2 separate regions of the Homo sapiens genome follow, and region 2 is linked to region 1. A link is an interaction called in ENCODE POLR2A ChIA-PET data of the cell type or tissue named here. Cell type or tissue: endothelial cell of umbilical vein. All regions are shown on one strand.

Region 1 (8,000 bases):
AATTTCCCAGTTTGAGATACTGACAGTAGCAAGTAAGACCCATGAAGGCTTTGAGATGGAGGGCACTCCAGGCAGCCAGCTTTCTATAAACCTAGCAGTACCGAAAAGGGAACAGAACTTGACGCTCAGGAAAAGCTTGTCACCTCCTTGTTCTCTTGCTCCAGGCCTTTGTCCCCACCCCACCCTCCAGCCCTGAGCAGCCCACCCACTTCCCCCTACAGAGCTAGCCTAGGAGGTGGTTCTAACTTGCACTCTCCAGAGGCTACGAGAAGGAGTGGCCTTTACTTATATGAGGGAAAGCAACGACATTCTTTAAGGCACCCTCAGCTCAGTTTGGAAAACCCCAGCCAGAACCCCCTCACCCTCGCCCCTCACCCCTTTCTAGACCCTCTAAACCCCACTGGTCCCAGCTGGGATCGGCTCTCCAGCCTCCATCTGATCCATGTCTCCTGGACTTGTGAGCGGCGTGCTCAGGAGACAAAGGGTGCGGAGAGGCTGGGGGCCGCGTAAAGAGCCCTGGCGCACCTCAGACCTTCGGCTTCGCAGCCGCAGTGGAGGCCGCGCCAGCAACTGGGCTCCGGGAACCAAGGCGTCCGCGCGCGCACGCAGACTCGCCCGCGCGCCGCGTGCCCCGCGCTGCCCAGATCGGTACCCGCGCTTCGGACACCCTGCTCCCAGGGCGCTCCTCGCTTCCAGCCTCCCACCTTGCGCCTTGGGATTCCCATGAGCCCCGCGCCTGAGACACCCCACGCTCTGTGTATTCCGTCCCACGGGACCTCCACGCCCACGGTGCCACGCGCCTCGAGTACCCCATGTTCTATGAACCCTGCACCTGGACGCCCCATCTTCTGTGCACCCTGTGCTATAGAACCCGCACGCCCAGGGTGCCCTATGCCTAGGGCACCCTGTGTTCTCCTGCGTATCTGGGACCCCACATTTTGTACGCCTAGCACCTCCAGCATCCCAGCGTCAGACACAGCTGGGCTCGCCTATGCCTTGTCTGTCCCCTCTCTGTGCCTTCCATGTATTGCGCCCACTGCCTCGGTTGGGCCCCCAACCTCACAGTCCTGAAGGCTCTGCTTCGCCCCAGTGCTCAGCTTCCCTTTGCCTCAGGCCCAGCGCCCTCGTTCCCGGGTGCCCTGCCTCAGGCTCCTGGACAGGTCAGCGCAACGCCAGACAGCCACTGCCCACCAGGCGCCCCCAGCCCGTGTTTTCCTAGAGCCCACTCGGTATAGGATGCACAACCCTGCTGTTCATTTCACTGCTCCGTGCACGTATTCATTCCTTCCATTTACGCCTCAAACACACAGCACGCACCTTATATGCCCTTACCTGTCAGGTGCAGTGTGATGCATTGAGGATGTGCCTCCAGTGCACAGGGAACAAGGCAGGGAGCCTTCTCTGGGCGCTTCCTTCGTCATGGAGAAGATGGACACAGAATGTGTGATGGAATGAGCCCTGGAAAGTCAGCAGGTGCCAGGGAGTGGAGGATGGACCTATCCAAGCCTTGAGGTGTGGGTGAAGTTTTGTGTGTCCCTGGCCTTTCCAGAGGCTCCCTGTACCCCCATCTTAGGCAACTTCTTTTATTTATTTATTTATATTTTTATTTATTTATTTATTTTGAGGAGTCTCGCTCTGTTGCCCAGGCTGGAGTGCAGTGGCACGATCTCTGCTCACTGCAACCTCCCTCTCCCGGGTTCAAGTGATTTCCGGCTAAGTTTCATATTTTTAGTAGGGACAGGGTTTCACCATGTTGGCTAGGCTGGTCTCGAACTCCTGACCTCAAGTGATCCGCCCACCTCGGCCTCCCAAAATGTTAGGACTACAGGCGTGAGCTACCGCGCCACACTATTTATTTATTTTTGGAGACAGGGTCTCTTTCTGTCGCCCAGGTTGGAGTGCAGTGATGAAATCATAGCTCACTGCAGCTCACTGCACGAGCCACCACACCCAGCTAATTTTTGTATTTTTTTTTTTCATAGCTTGCTATGTTGCCCAGACTGGTCTCAAACTCCCGGACTCAAATGATCCTCCTTCCTAAGTCTCCCAAAGGGCTGGGATTACAGGTGTGAGCCGTGGTGGCAGGCCAACCTTGGGCGATTTCTGAGCTCCATTCAGTTCCACCCCCACTGCCAAGCCAAGTGGAGGGCAAGATGAAGAGGTCCCAGAATTGGGCTAGGAGGATAGGTTGGGGGCAGGGAGTAATTCCAACTGTGTTCTTTTATTTTATTTTATTTTATTTTATTTTTATTTTTTTTTTTTGAGATGGAGTCTCACTCTGTGTCATCCAGGCTGGAGTGCAGTAGCATGATCTCGACTCAGTGCAACCTCTGCCTCCCAGATTCAATTGATTCTCCTACTTCAGCCTCCCAAGTAGCTGGGATTACAGGAATGCGCCTCCATGCCAGGCTAATTTTTGATTTTTTTTTTTTTTTTCAGTAGAAACAGGGTTTCACCATGTTGGCCAGGCCGGTCTTGAACTCCTGACCTCAAATGATCTGCCCGCCTCAGCCTCCCAAAGTGCTGGGATTACAGAAATGAGCCACTGCACCCAGCCAGGTTTTTTTGTTGTTTGTTTTTTGTTTTGTTTTGTTTGAGACGCAGTTTCACTCTTGTTGCCCAGGCTGGAGTGCAATGGTGTGATCTCAGCTTACCACAACCTCCACCTCCCGGGTTCAAGCCATTATCCTGCCTCAGCCTCCGGAGTAGCTGGGATTACAGGCACACACCACCACGCCCAGCTAATTTTGTATTTTTAGTAGAGACGGGGTTTCTCCGTGTTGGTCAGGCTGGTCTTGAACTCCCATCCTCAGATGATCTGCCCACCTCAGTCTCCCAAAGTGCTGGGATTACAGGCGTGAGCCACCGCGCCCGTCCTCAGGGGGTATATTTTGAAGGTGGAGCAGATGGATTGGAAGTGGGATACGAGGGAAAGAGGTAAGTCAAAATTTGTGAGCTGAGTGAGCCCCTGGAAGGATGGAGAGGATGGAGAGGGGGCAGTTTTGTAGGTTAGATCCAAGCCTTTGGTTTGATATGTCCAAGTGGAGGCATGAAGTTGGTGCCCGGGGAGAGGTTCAGGCTGGCCGAGAAATGGCTCAAATGAGCACGAATGCTCTCATTTATACTTTATGGTAACTCTGTGGGTGGGGGACTTTCTCCCCATCTTACAGAAGGGGCAACGAAGGCTCCAGAACATGCCCAAGTAGTTAAAAAATGTAGTTATAGGCCGGGTGCAGTGGCTCACGTCTGTAATCCCATTACTTTGGGAGGCCGAGGTGGGCAGATCACCAGAGGTTGGGAGTTCGAGACCAGCCTGACAAACATGGAGAAACCCTGTCTGTACTAAAAATACAAAATTAGCCAGGCATGGTGGCGCGTGCCTGTAATCCCAGCTACTTGGGAGGCTGAGGCAGGAGAATCACTTGAATCCGGGAGCTGGAGGTTGTGGTGAGCCAAGATCGCACCACTGCAATCCAGCCTGGAGACAGAGCAAGACTCCGTCTAAAAAAAAAAAAGTTAGGTTCCGAGCCGGGTCCCGGATTTGGGCTGGGAGGATAGGGTGGGGAAGGGGAATAATTCCAACTGTGGTCTTTTTCTTTTCTCACTCTGTTGTCCAGGCTGGAGTGTAATGGCTCAATCTCAGCTCACTGCAACCTGTTTCCTATGTTCAAGCAAGTCTCCTGCCTCAGCCTCCTGAGTAGCTGGGACAACAGGCGTATGCCACCATGCCTGGCTAATTTTGTATTTTTGTAGAGACAGAGTTCCACAATGTTGCCCAGGCTGTTCTCAAACTCCCAGGCTCAAGCGATCCTCCCGCCTCGGTCTCCCAAAATGCTGGCATTACAGGTGTGAGCCACTGCGCCTAGCTAGGCAGGACTATTTGAAAGGCACCAGGGCTAGGCTAGCATGGTGGGAGGCCAGGAGAGGGTCTAGATTATATTCCCAGTGATACTAGGAACCCCAAGAGGGCTTTCAGAAGTGGGTGGCATGATCTTATTTGGATGTTTAAAAGATTATAGGGCTGGGCTTGGTGGTGTGATCCTGTATCCTAGCTGAGGCAGGAGGATTCACGCACACAGGCTTGATCCTAGGACTTCCGGGAGGTGGTGTGTGCCATGACCATCAACGTCAATGTGGTGACCCCCCAAGAGCAGGGGACCACCAGGTTGCCTAAGGAAGAGTCAACTGGCCCAGGTTGGAAACACAGCAGGTTAAAACTCCTGTGTTGATCAGTAGTGGAATCACGTCTGTGAATAGCCACTGCACTCCAGCCTGGGCAACAGGGTGAGAAAAGAAAAAGACCACAGTTGGAATTATTCCCCGCCCCCAACCTATCCTCTCTAAAACCCCCCAACCCTGTCTCTAAAACAAAATGTTAAAATAAGAATAAATAAAATAGGCCAGGCACGGTGGCTCACACCTGTAATCCCAGCACTTTGGGAGGCCGAGGCGGGTGGATCACGAGGTCAGGAGATCGAAACCATCCTGGCTAACACAGTGAAACCCCGTCTCTACTAAAAATACAAAAAATTAGCCGGGCGTGGTGGTGGGCACCTGTAGTCCCAGCTACTCGGGAGGCTGAGGCAGGAGAATAGTGTGAACCGAGGAGGCGGAGCTTGCAGTGAGCCAAGATCATGTCACTGCACTCCAGCCTGGGCAACAGAGCCAGACTCTGTCTCAAAAAAACAAATAAATAAAAATAAATAAATAAATAAATAAAATAAAAGATTATATGAGTGCTCCCTCAATAACTATAACACAGAATTACTATATGAGGCAGGGCACGGTGTCTCACGCCTGTAATCCCAGCACTTTGGGAGGCCAAGATGGGAGGTTCGTTTCAGTCCAGGAGTTCAAGACCAGCTTGGGCAACATAGTGAGACACGGTTTCTACAAAATATACAAACATTACCTGGGCAGGGTGGCTTGCACCTATAGTCCCAGCTACTCAGGATCGGGGGCTGAAATGGGAGGATCATTTGAGCCTGGGAGGTCGAGGCTGCAGTGAGCTATGATTGCACCACTGCACTCCAGCCTGGGCGGCAGAGCAAGACCCTGTCTCAAAAAAAAAAAAAATGCTGTATGATTCAGCAATTTCTCTCCTAAGTATAACCGAAAGAATTGAAAACAGCCTCCTAAACAGATACTTGTATGTAGATGTTCCTAGCAGCACTACTCACCATAGTAAAAACGTGAAAACAATCCAAATGTTTATCAGTAGATGAACAGATAAACAAAATGTATATTCATACAATGGAATATTTTCCAACCATTAAAAGGAAAGATGTCCTGGTACACACTACAACAGGGATGAAACTTGAAAACACCATGCTCAAAAGAAGCCAGGCACAAAAGTTCCCATAGTGTACCATTATATGTTCTATTTATATGAAATTTATATGAAATGTCCAGAACAGGCAAATCCAGAGAGACAGAAAGCGGATGAGGGGTGGCCCAGGGCTGGGGGAGGAGGGAATGGGGAGTGACTGCTAACGGGTGTGAGTTTTCTTAAGGGGATGATGAAAAATGTCTTGGAACTAGACATGATGAATGTACTATGACATGACATGACATCGTCCACCTTAAAATGGTTGGTGGTTAATTTTTTGTTGTGGGAATTTTAGCTCAATTAAAAATGGTGGCCGGCAGTCACGGTGGCTCACGCCTGTAATCCCAGTACTTTGGGAGGCCGAGGCGGGTGGATCACAAGGTCAGGAGTTCAAGACCAGCCTGGCCAAGATGCTGAAACACCGTCTCCACTAAAACTACAAAAATCAGCCGGGCGTGTGTGGGGAAAAGCAAGAGAGATCAGATTGTTACTGTGTCTGTGTAGAAAGAAGTAGACATAGGAGACTCCATTTTGTTATGTACTAAGAAAAATTCTTCTGCCTTGAGATTCTGTTAATCTATAACCTTACCCCCAACCCCGTGCTCTCTGAAACGTGTGCTGTGTCAACTCAGAGTTAAATGGATTAAGGGCGGTGCAAGATGTGCTTTGTTAAACAGATGCTTGAAGGCAGCATGCTCCTTAAGAGTCATCACCACTCCCTAATCTCAAGTACCCAGGGACACAAAAACTGCGGAAGGCCGCAGGGACCTCTGCCTAGGAAAGCCAGGTATTGTCCAAGGTTTCTCCCCATGTGATAGTCTGAAATATGGCCTCGTGGGAAGGGAAAGACCTGACCGTCCCCCAGCCCGACACCCGTAAAGGGTCTGTGCTGAGGAGGATTAGTAAAAGAGGAAGGAATGCCTCTTGCAGTCGAGACAAGAGGAAGGCATCTGTCTCCTGCCTGTCCCTGGGCAATGGAATGTCTCGGTATAAAACCCGATTGTATGCTCCATCTACTGAGATAGGGAAAAACCGCCTTAGGGCTGGAGGTGGGACCTGCGGGCAGCAATACTACTTTGTAAAGCATTGAGATGTTTATGTGTATGCATATCTAAAAGCACAGCACTTAATCCTTTACATTGTCTATGATGCAAAGACCTTTGTTCACGTGTTTGTCTGCTGACCCTCTCCCCACAATTGTCTTGTGACCCTGACACATCCCCCTCTTCGAGAAACACCCACAAATGATGAATAAATACTAAGGGAACTCAGAGGCTGGCGGGATCCTCCATATGCTGAACGCTGGTTCCCCGGGTCCCCTTATTTCTTTCTCTATACTTTGTCTCTGTGTCTTTTTCTTTTCCAAATCTCTCGTCCCACCTTACGAGAAACACCCACAGGTGTGGAGGGGCAACCCACCCCTACAGCGTGGTGGCGGGCGCCTGCAATCCCAGCTACTCGGGAGGCTGAGGCAGGAGAATCGCTTGAACCCAGGAAGCAGAGGTTGCAGTGACCCAAGATTGTGCCACTGCACTCCAAACTGGGCAACAGAGTGAGACTGCCTCAAAAAAAAAAAAAATGCTAGGGGCCGGGGCACGGTGTCTTACACCTGTAATCCTGGCACTTTGGGAGATAGAGGCTGGCAAATCATTTGAGGCCAGGAGTTTGAGACCAGCCTGGCCAACACGGAGAAACCCCATCTCTACTAAAAATACAAAAAAAGCCGGGCGTGGTGGCACGTGCCCATAGTCCCAGGTACTCCAGAGGCTGAGGCAGGAGAATCACTTGAACCCAGGGGCAGAGGTTGCAGTGAGCTGAGATCGCACCACTGCAGTCCAGCCTGGGCAATAGAGTGAGATGCCAAAAAAAAAAAAAAAAAAAAGGAAGGAAGGAAGATAAGAAGGAAGGGAGGAAGGAAGGAAAGAAAATGATAGGAATGCTGGTGTGCTCCTGTAATCCCAGTTACCTGGGAGGCTGAAGTGGGAGGATCACTTGAGCCTGGGAGTTAGAGACTGCAGTGAGCTATGACTGCAACACTGCACTCCAGCCTGGGTGACCGAGCGATACTCCTATCTCTTAAAAAATATATATTATTTATAGATTATTATTATTTTTTAATTATACAGGTCAGCCGGGCGCAGTGACTCATGCCTGTAATCCTAGCACTTTGGGAGGTCAAGGCGGGAGGATCGCTTGAGCCCAGGAGTTCGAGACCAGCCTGGGCAGCATAGCGAGACCTGGTCTCTAAATAAATAAATTATATAGTCAATTTGAGAGGGACCCAGGAGATTCGTGAGGTGATCACCACTGTCATGCAGGTGAGAGGCAGGTGATGGAGGCCCAGAACGGGATGCTGGGGGAAAACGTTAGGTTTTCGGCATGTCTTAGGGGCAGAGTCAACAGGACCCCTTACTTTGCACCCTCCTTGAACTCTGCTTATATGTTACCTCCTGACCACTCTATTGAAAATGCAAAACACAGGACCGGGCGCGGTGGCTCACGCCTGTAATCCCAGCACTTTGGGAGGCCGAGGCGGGCAGACCACGAGGTCAGGAGCTCGAGACCATCCTGGCTAACACGGTGAAACCCCGTCTCTACTAAAAATACAAAAAATTAGCCAGGCGTGGTGGTGGGCGCCTGTAGTCCCAGCTACTAGGGAGGCTGAGGCAGG
Region 2 (8,000 bases), 57 kb after region 1:
CGCACTCCAGCCTGGGGGACAGAGCAAGACTCTGTATTAAAAAAAAAAAATGGTGGTAACATTTTCTACATCATTGGGGTTCACTGTCAGGATTAAACCAGTTAAGGCAGATGGCAATATCTGGCTGATAGTAACTCCTGTCTAGGATTTGCTGCTAGAATGATTTTCCTTCAAGATTTGGGGGGGTCATTCACTTGTGAAGGAAATCCAAGATTCTTGGCTTTTGGGGGGACTTAATGGGGTTCATACTTGTGTCACCTCACAGCTGCTGCCTTGTATAGGTTGGAATTGGATTTTTTTTTTCTTTTTTTTTGAGATGGAGTCTCGCTCTGTCGCCCAGGCTAGAGTGCAGTGCACGATCTCGGCTCACTGCAACCTCCGCCTCCCAGGTTCAAGGAATTCTCCTGCCTCAGCCTCCCGAGTAGCTGGGACTACAGGCACATGCCACCACGCCCAGCTAATTTTTTTTTATTTTTAGTAGAGACGGGGTTTCACCATCTTGGCCAGGCTGGTCTCGAACTCCTGACCTTGTGATCCAGCTGCCTCGGCCTCCCAAAGTGCTAGGATTACAGGCATGAGCCACCGCACCTGGCCGGAATTGGATTTTTTTGTTTTTTGTTTTTGAGACAAAGTCTTGCTCTGTCACCCAGGCTGAAGTGCCGTGTGGTATGATCATGGCTCACTGCAGCCTCAACCTTCTGGACTTAAGTGATCCTCCCACCTCAGCCTCTTGAGTAGTTAGGATTACAGGCATGAGCCGCCCCACCCAGGTCTAGGGGAAAAAAAATTAAAGGCTCTTTCAGAACCTTAACTAGGGCCAAGCAACCCATATTTCAAGGTGCTCAATTCACAAAACAAGGTCTCAGTGCTTTGCACAGGCTGTTCCCCCTGCCTAAAATGCTGTTCCCTCAGCCAGCCACATGACTCCTCCTTGCCTGCTTCTGGGTTTGCTGCAATGTCACCTCCTCAGTGAGGTCACTTTGTAAAAATTGCACCCAGGGCCCCTGCCCGCCCCCACCCTTCCCAGCTGTATTTCCCTCCATAGCATGCACCCCATTTTGCATACCGTATGCAGTGCTTGTGGGGTTTGTCTGTTCATCCCACTGGAGTGTTAACCCCAGGGCAAGGTTCATTCATTCACTGCCCAGCACGGCACCTGGCATGAAATAAACACCCAGTAAATACTTGTTGAGTGAAAGCATGAACAAATTCCATTCAGCTGCTCCCAGAGGACCCCACAGGCTGCAGCCAGCTCAAAGCTGCTGTAGCTGGGCCTGTCAGCAATCTTGGGTTTCCTGGAGCGGGGTGGAGGGGGTATCACTGGATGTGTTCAGAGATGCAGCTGGTTCACTGTCAACTTTGTGTGGACTTTTCTCTTTTTTTTTGAGGCTGGATCTCACTCTGTCACACAGGCTGGTGTGCAGTGGCGTGATCACAGCTCACTGCAGCCTCCACTCCAGCGATCCTCCCACCTCAGCCCCCTGAGTAGCTGGGACCACAGTTGTGCGCCACCATGCCTGGGTAATTTTTGTATTTTTCATAGAGACAGGGATTCACCATGTTGCCCAAGCTGGTCTTGAACTCCTGAGCTCAAGCAATCTGCCTGCCTAGGCCTCTCAAAGCAGTGGGATTACAGGCGTGAGCCACAACGCCCGGCCAGGATGTTTATTTTCTCATTATTTATTTATTGTAGAGATGGTGGTCTCCCTATGCTGCTTAGGCTGGTCTTCAGGTCCTGGGCGATCCTTCCGTCTTGGCCTCCCAAAGTGCTGGGATTACAGGCATGAGTCATGGCGCCCGGCCTTGTGTAGATCTTTAAAAGGTACCCCTTCCTTGCTGGGTGCCGTGGCTCATGCCTGTAATCCCACACTTTGGGAGGCTGAGGTGGGCAGCTCACCTGAGGTCAGGAGTTCGAGACCAGCCTGGCCAACATGGTGAAACCTCGTCTCTATTAAAAATACAAAAATTAGCTGGGCGTGGTGGTGGGCGCCTGTAATCTCAGCTACTCGGGAGGCTGAGGCAGGAGAATTGCTGGAACCTGGGAGGCAGAGGTTTCAGTGAGCTGAGATCGTGCCATTGCACTCCAGCCCAGGCAATAACAGTGAGACTCCATCTCAAAAAATAAAATAAATAAAATAAAATAAAATAAATAAAAGGTACCTCTTCCTCTGGGCAGATGCAATGTGTGGTGAGGGGAACAGATGATGTTAGCTTCTGCTCTAGCCTCTGTCTGGCATGCTTGTGCAGTGCGCAACTTGCACAACTGTTCTTGGCAGTACTGCTACTGTCCCCCATCTCTTGAGTAGCTCAGAAGGTGGGGGGCGCTGTGAAGACCAAGTAACCAGAGGCTGGACCTCTACACCCAGGTGTTTAGAGGGCCAAACCCCAACCTCTGTGCCCAGCTCACTGCTGGTGAAAAATCTGCCAAGGAACTGGACTGTTCTGGTGACACCCCAAAGACTCCCCTCCTGGTATCCCCAGCAGTGTCTCCCTTGCTCCTCCGGACTAGTGGTGCCCTCGCCTTCCCCAGCCCCCTCTGCACGTTTCCACCCAGCTAGGAGTCCCACACTTGCCTGCTTCTCCCAACCTTCTCTCTCTCTCTCTCTCCAGCACAGTGGCTATTTTTATTTTTCCTTCTTATTAAATTTCCAACTTCTGCAAACACCATGGCCTCTGCCTCGCCGCGCCCCCCAAATTCCCTTAGGGCGGATTTGATTCACTTGCGTTTTATTAACAGATTAAAAAAAAAACCCGCTGCTGCCACCACAATGTGACTTTCTCCGCTTTCCTGGAGGTTTAGGGAACCGAGGAGAACTGGGCTACAGGATCCCCTCCGGGTTTAAATTTGCCCTCCTCCCCACTCCCAGGGACCTTCCCATCACAGCCTGAGCGGCGAGGTCGGGAAGGGGCTGGGGAGTGAGGTTGGATCTCGTTCTGGGTTTAGGGGGGAATGGGATGGGTGTCAGGCCTGATGCGGTTCCCCCAGCCAGGGACTCGTCCCAAGGCGGAACTGGAAATTAAGAAAAAAAAAAAAAAAAAAAAAAAAAAAAAAAAAAGCAATCCGTTGGGAAGCCCCGCCCCCGCCTCGCCCCCCACCCCAGACCCTGGGTGCTAAACGCTTCGGGTGGGAGGGGCAGCCTCGGGGGTGGGGGCTTAGAGTTGGCGCCTCCCACACAGAGCTGGGGTCGCCCCTACCCTCTCTCTCTTAGGATGGCTGGCAGGGGGCCTTGGGAAGGTTTGCCACCTACCCAAGCCCGGCTCGCTCAGTTTTCTTTCCTTCTTAGGACATTCTGATTCCGGTGCTGACTCCCAGACCTGAGAGCAAATTGCTTCTTCATGCCCCGGGGTGTTTTCCTCCCCTCAAGTCTTTTTTTTTGTCAGTCGCCATGGCAACCAAGAACCCAGCTGCACTATACTTCCCTGGGATACAGGATGGGGGTAGGGGGTGATGGGGAAACTAACTGGGTCGTTTAGGCCAGGACCTTCCTACCCTCCTCTTTGCCCCCTCTCTTAGTCCTTCACCCCTTCCCCACACCACGTGGTCCAGCCTTGATTGACAAGAGGGCAGGTTGTGCCTGTCAGGGTTACCCATCTTGGTGGTTGGGCCACAGCTTCCTTCTGGGTCACTCTGTTCTGGGAAGGTCCTTCATTTGGCCCGAGGGCTAAGGCTCCAGCTGTCAGTGAAATCCCTTTCCCCTTCCTTTCCTCCACTCTTTAGTCCCTCAATCAGGGTGGGCTGGTACGGTTGGGCAGGTTGGACACTGCACAAGGGGACACTGAGTGTGTTCAAACTAAGCTCCCGATTTCCATTGCTCCCTTACTCCATAGCACACTACAGACTAAACTCTCCTCTGCCTTACTGACACCAACTCTCTGTTTGCTATCAGGAGAGCCAATGATTTCAATAAAATACTTCAGTCCTGGTCACACCCCAATGCAGAGCTGAAGAAAGGAAGTCCAGTCGGGAATTTGGGGCCTTGAACAACCCAAGCCACAGCTCCTGTGGGAGCTTAGAGAGAGAGCAAACCTGGGCAGAAAGAACTTCTACAGAGGGCCGGGCGCGGTGGCTCATGCCTGTAATCCAGCACTTTGGGAGACCGAGACGGGCGGATCACGAGGACAGGAGATCGAGACCATCCTGGCTAACGCAGTGAAACCCCGTCTCTACTAAAAATACAAAAAATTAGCCGGGCTTGGTGGCGGGCGCCTGTAGTCCCAGGTGTTCGGGAGACTGAGGCAGGAGAATGGCGTGAACCCGGGAGGAGGAGCTTGCAGTGAGCCGAGATCGCGCCACTGCACTCCAGCCTGGGTGACAAAGCGAGACTCCGTCTCAAAAAAAAAGAACTTCTACAGGGGCCAAAGCTAGGGTCGAGGACCATAGAATGCCTTGGGGTACCCAGGGAGGGGCAGGGAATGATTATCAAAAGCCCCAAAGGAATCATGGGGCTGGTCAAGTTGGCTTCACGGACCCAATTCTACCGCCCACCATCTATACTCTTTGCCTAGGTAGCTCCTCCCACTGGGAGGTGGAGCCTACTTCCACACCCCTTGAATCTGGGTTGGTCTCGTGATCTCCTTTGGCCAATCAATGGATTGCAGCAGAAGTGAAGTCACTTCCCAATCTAGGCCTGAAGAGGTGGTGCATCTTTCTGGTCGACGTCTGGAAACCCTGCCCCTGTCAGGTGACCAAGCCCGAGCTAGCCTGCTGGAGGATGAGGGAAGAATCCTGTTGTCCTAGACCAGCCTATAGCCAGCCGGGCCCAAATATACGAAAAGACCCAGCCTGAATAAATACAGTGTGACTCTTGGACCCATAGACGCTGGTGGGTGAGCCCAGCCAGGAGCAGAAAAACTGCCCTGTAGCCTGCGAAGCCAAAATTAATGCTGATTGTCCTAAGCTGCTGGATTTGGGCGTTGTTAGGCAGCTTTTTTTTTTTTTTTTTTTTTTTTTTTGTCTCAGTCTCACTTTGTGGCCCAGGCTGGAATGCAGTGGTGCAATCTTGGCTCACTGCAACCTCTGCCTCCCTCCCGGGTTCAAGCGATTCTCCTGCCTCGGCCTCCCGAGTAGGTGGGATTACAGACACCCGCCACCACGACTGACTAATTTTTGTATTTTTAGTAGAGACGAGGTTTTGCCATGTTGGCCAGGTTGGTCTCAAACTTGTGGCCTCAAGTGATCCACCTGCCTGGCCTCTCAAAGTGCTGGGATTACAGGCATGAGCCACTGTGCCTGGCCTTTGTTAGACAGCTTAACTGGCAACAGGTAACTGACAAGGAGCCTGGCAGGCACAGGTGTGCATTGGTCAGCACGTCCCCTTGCCCACGAAGGAGCTAGACTCAAATCCCGGGGTCCCTGAAATTGATTGTCAACTCTTTAACTTCCTGAGGAATCCTTCCCCATTTTTCCTTTATTTGTTTCTTTTTTGTTTGTGTTTTGGCATGGCCTTCCAATGAAATTCCCCATTTTTCCTTTTTCTTTCTTTCTTTCTTTTTTCTTTCTTTTTTTTTTTTTTTGAGACGGAGTCTCGCTTTGTTGCCCAGGCTGGATTGCAGTGGCGCGATCTCGGCTCACTGCAGCCTCTGCCTCCCAGGCTCAAGCGTTTCTCCTGCCTCAGCCTCCCGAGTAGCTGGGATTACATGTACCACCATGACCCACTAATTTTTGTATTTTTAATAGAGACGGTGTTCCACCGTGTTGGCCGGGCTGGTCTCTAACTCCTGACCTCGGGTGATCCGCCCGCCTTGGCCTCCCAAAGTGCTGGGATTACAAGCGTGAGCCACCGTGCCCAGCGCCCCATGTTTTCTTTCCTTGGTATATCTCTCATTGCACCTCCTCTCCTCTCTCTCTCACTTCCGTCCAGCCACATCAGCCTCCTAGCTGATCTCTACTTCTCCATGCTAGTTCCCACCCCAGAGTCTTGGCACCCGCTGTTCCTCCTGTCTGGAACCTTCTTCCCCCAGATCTCTATGTGTATCCTCCGCTTTTCCTCCTTCAGGTCTCTGTTCATGTGCCTGATCCTTTGAGGTGCCCTCCTTAACTCAGGGAGATACGTCTCCTTCCAGGCCCTCACCAACCTACTACTACTGCTCCCAATGGGAGCCACATCATGTCCAGCCTAGGACGCTAAATTTGACCCAGGGCTCAGATGGGAGCAGAACAGGCCTCCCCTAAAACATTCCTTTTTTTCCTTTTCTTTTTTTTCTTTTCTTTTTTTTCTTTTTTTTTTTTTTTTTTTGAGACAGAGTCTTGTTCTGTCACCCAGGCTGGAGTGCAGTGGCGCGATCTTGACTCACTGCAACCCCTGCCTCCCAGGTTCCAGCAATTCTCCTGCCTCAGCCTCTCGAGTAGTTGGAATTACAGGCACCTGCCACCACAGCGGGCTAATTTTTGTATTTTTAGTAGAGATGGGGTTTCACCATGTTGGCCAGGCTAGTCTCGAACTCTTGACCTCGGGTGATCCGCCTGCCTGAGCCTCCCAAAGTGCTGGAATTACAGGTGTGAGCCACTGTGCCTGGCCACACAAAACCATTCCTCATCCACCTTTCCCCTAATGATTTTACTATCCATGGCTAATCATGTCCTAGATCCATGATTTCTTTCTTTCTTTTCTTTTTCTTTAAGAGACGGGGTTGCGGGGGGGTCTCATTATGTTTCCCAGACTGATCTCGAACTCCTGGCCTCAAGCGATCCTCCCACCTTGCCCTCCCAAAGTTCTGGGATTACAGGCGTGAGCCGCGGTGCCCGGCCTAGAGCCATGATTTCATTACAAGTTGCAAAATACTGCATTCCCAGTTTATCATGGCATTTTCCCATTTATACATCTGTCGTCTCCAACAATCTGGAAAGCCCTCAACAGCAGAGTCAGAGCCACAGGGTACCAAGGAAACATTTGCTGAAAGAATTTGAATTCAGGAGATGGAGCCTATTGGGGGAAAATCCCAAACCAACAGGTATTCGTTGTTTAGGGCAAAGAAACATGGCACCATTTCTCCTGCTTCTAGGATCAAAGGCTGTTCCACTCCAATCTCCGCTGGATGCCAAGCCTGGCCAAAAGTCCCAGGACATGGCCTGGCCCCCTACCCATCAATGCTGTCCCTCTTCTGACACCCCATGGAGTCACCCTATGGACTCAGGACCAATGGGGTTTTGGGGAGAAGACAGATCGTCTGTCTACAGGTATCAACATTGCTTTCCTTCTCAAAAATTTTTTTTATTTTAAACCTCCCCACAATTCAAACATTTCTCTTATTATCTTCTGCCGAGGGAAAAAAATTAATAACATGGCACAATATAAAATACTAAATTAAAAGGCATTTTGGAACCAGCAGTTATTTCATAAGCTTCTCTTTTATTGCCACGCTAATGTGCCTAATTGCTATCTTAATGAGGACATTAATTTCTGGCTAATGTGATGTTACTATAGAAATTGCAGTCAATCTCTTAAAAGGAGGAAAGTGCTAGAAAGCCGTCCCACGAGGCAGAGGCTTTGGTCACCCTGGGGCTGAGGGGCAAAGGGGAGGGGAGGAGACGGTGCTGGAACCCGGGCCAAGACTGGGGGAAGGATGGGGCTGCTGGGAGCCAGAGAGGGGGAAGGCAGGTGACTTGTGCTGAGACTAAAACCTCCCAGGGAGGCCCTGATCTGAAAGCCAGCTGTTGCCGTGCCCGGGGATCTAGGAGATGAAACTCTGAATAGGGGAAAGTGTTACAGCAATAATAAAACCTGACATCAGTGGCAGGCACGGTTGAGGCATTTTCTATGCTAATCCTTGCAATAGCTCTATAAAATAGATAGTGTCATTTCCCCCATTTTATAGATGGGGGAACAGAGAGGTTGAGTAACTTACCCAAGGTCACACAGCTATTACATGGTAGAGATGGGATTTGAACCCGGACCGTCTGGCTTAACTGCTGAGCTATGCTGCCTTTCAGCCAGCACCGTGACACCATCGAGAATAATAATTTCAAACATTTATTGAAGGCATATTATGCGCCGGCTATG

What was found. Peaks named below come from ENCODE experiments on the same cell type or tissue, not always from the same donor. Only the 100,000 strongest peaks of a DNase experiment are listed, where the experiment ranks them.
Region 2: POLR2A ChIA-PET joins it to region 1 with 10 read pairs; 2 of 35 experiments call an interaction of 5 or more read pairs at or near these places.

The regions. Positions count from the first base shown.
Region 1 is chr17:30,698,796-30,706,795 of GRCh38, reverse strand. LOC105371723 (a long non-coding RNA gene) reads right to left here. Exons shown (of 4, transcript XR_001753096.2): 4 at 1,331-1,458. It also overlaps the pseudogene RN7SL316P. Among named protein-coding and RNA genes, the nearest start is that of CRLF3, 120 kb to the left of the region's middle. RefSeq lists enhancers at 5,446-6,419, 6,420-7,393. In endothelial cell of umbilical vein, no CTCF peak of the experiment used is centred here; no DNase peak of the experiment used is centred here; H3K27me3 peaks cover 1,093 bases.
Region 2 is chr17:30,641,523-30,649,522 of GRCh38, reverse strand. It overlaps LOC105371723 (a long non-coding RNA gene), which reads right to left and starts at 2,479. Exons shown (of 4, transcript XR_001753096.2): 1 at 2,161-2,479; 2 at 1,067-1,156. RefSeq lists a silencer at 3,378-3,672. In endothelial cell of umbilical vein, no CTCF peak of the experiment used is centred here; no DNase peak of the experiment used is centred here.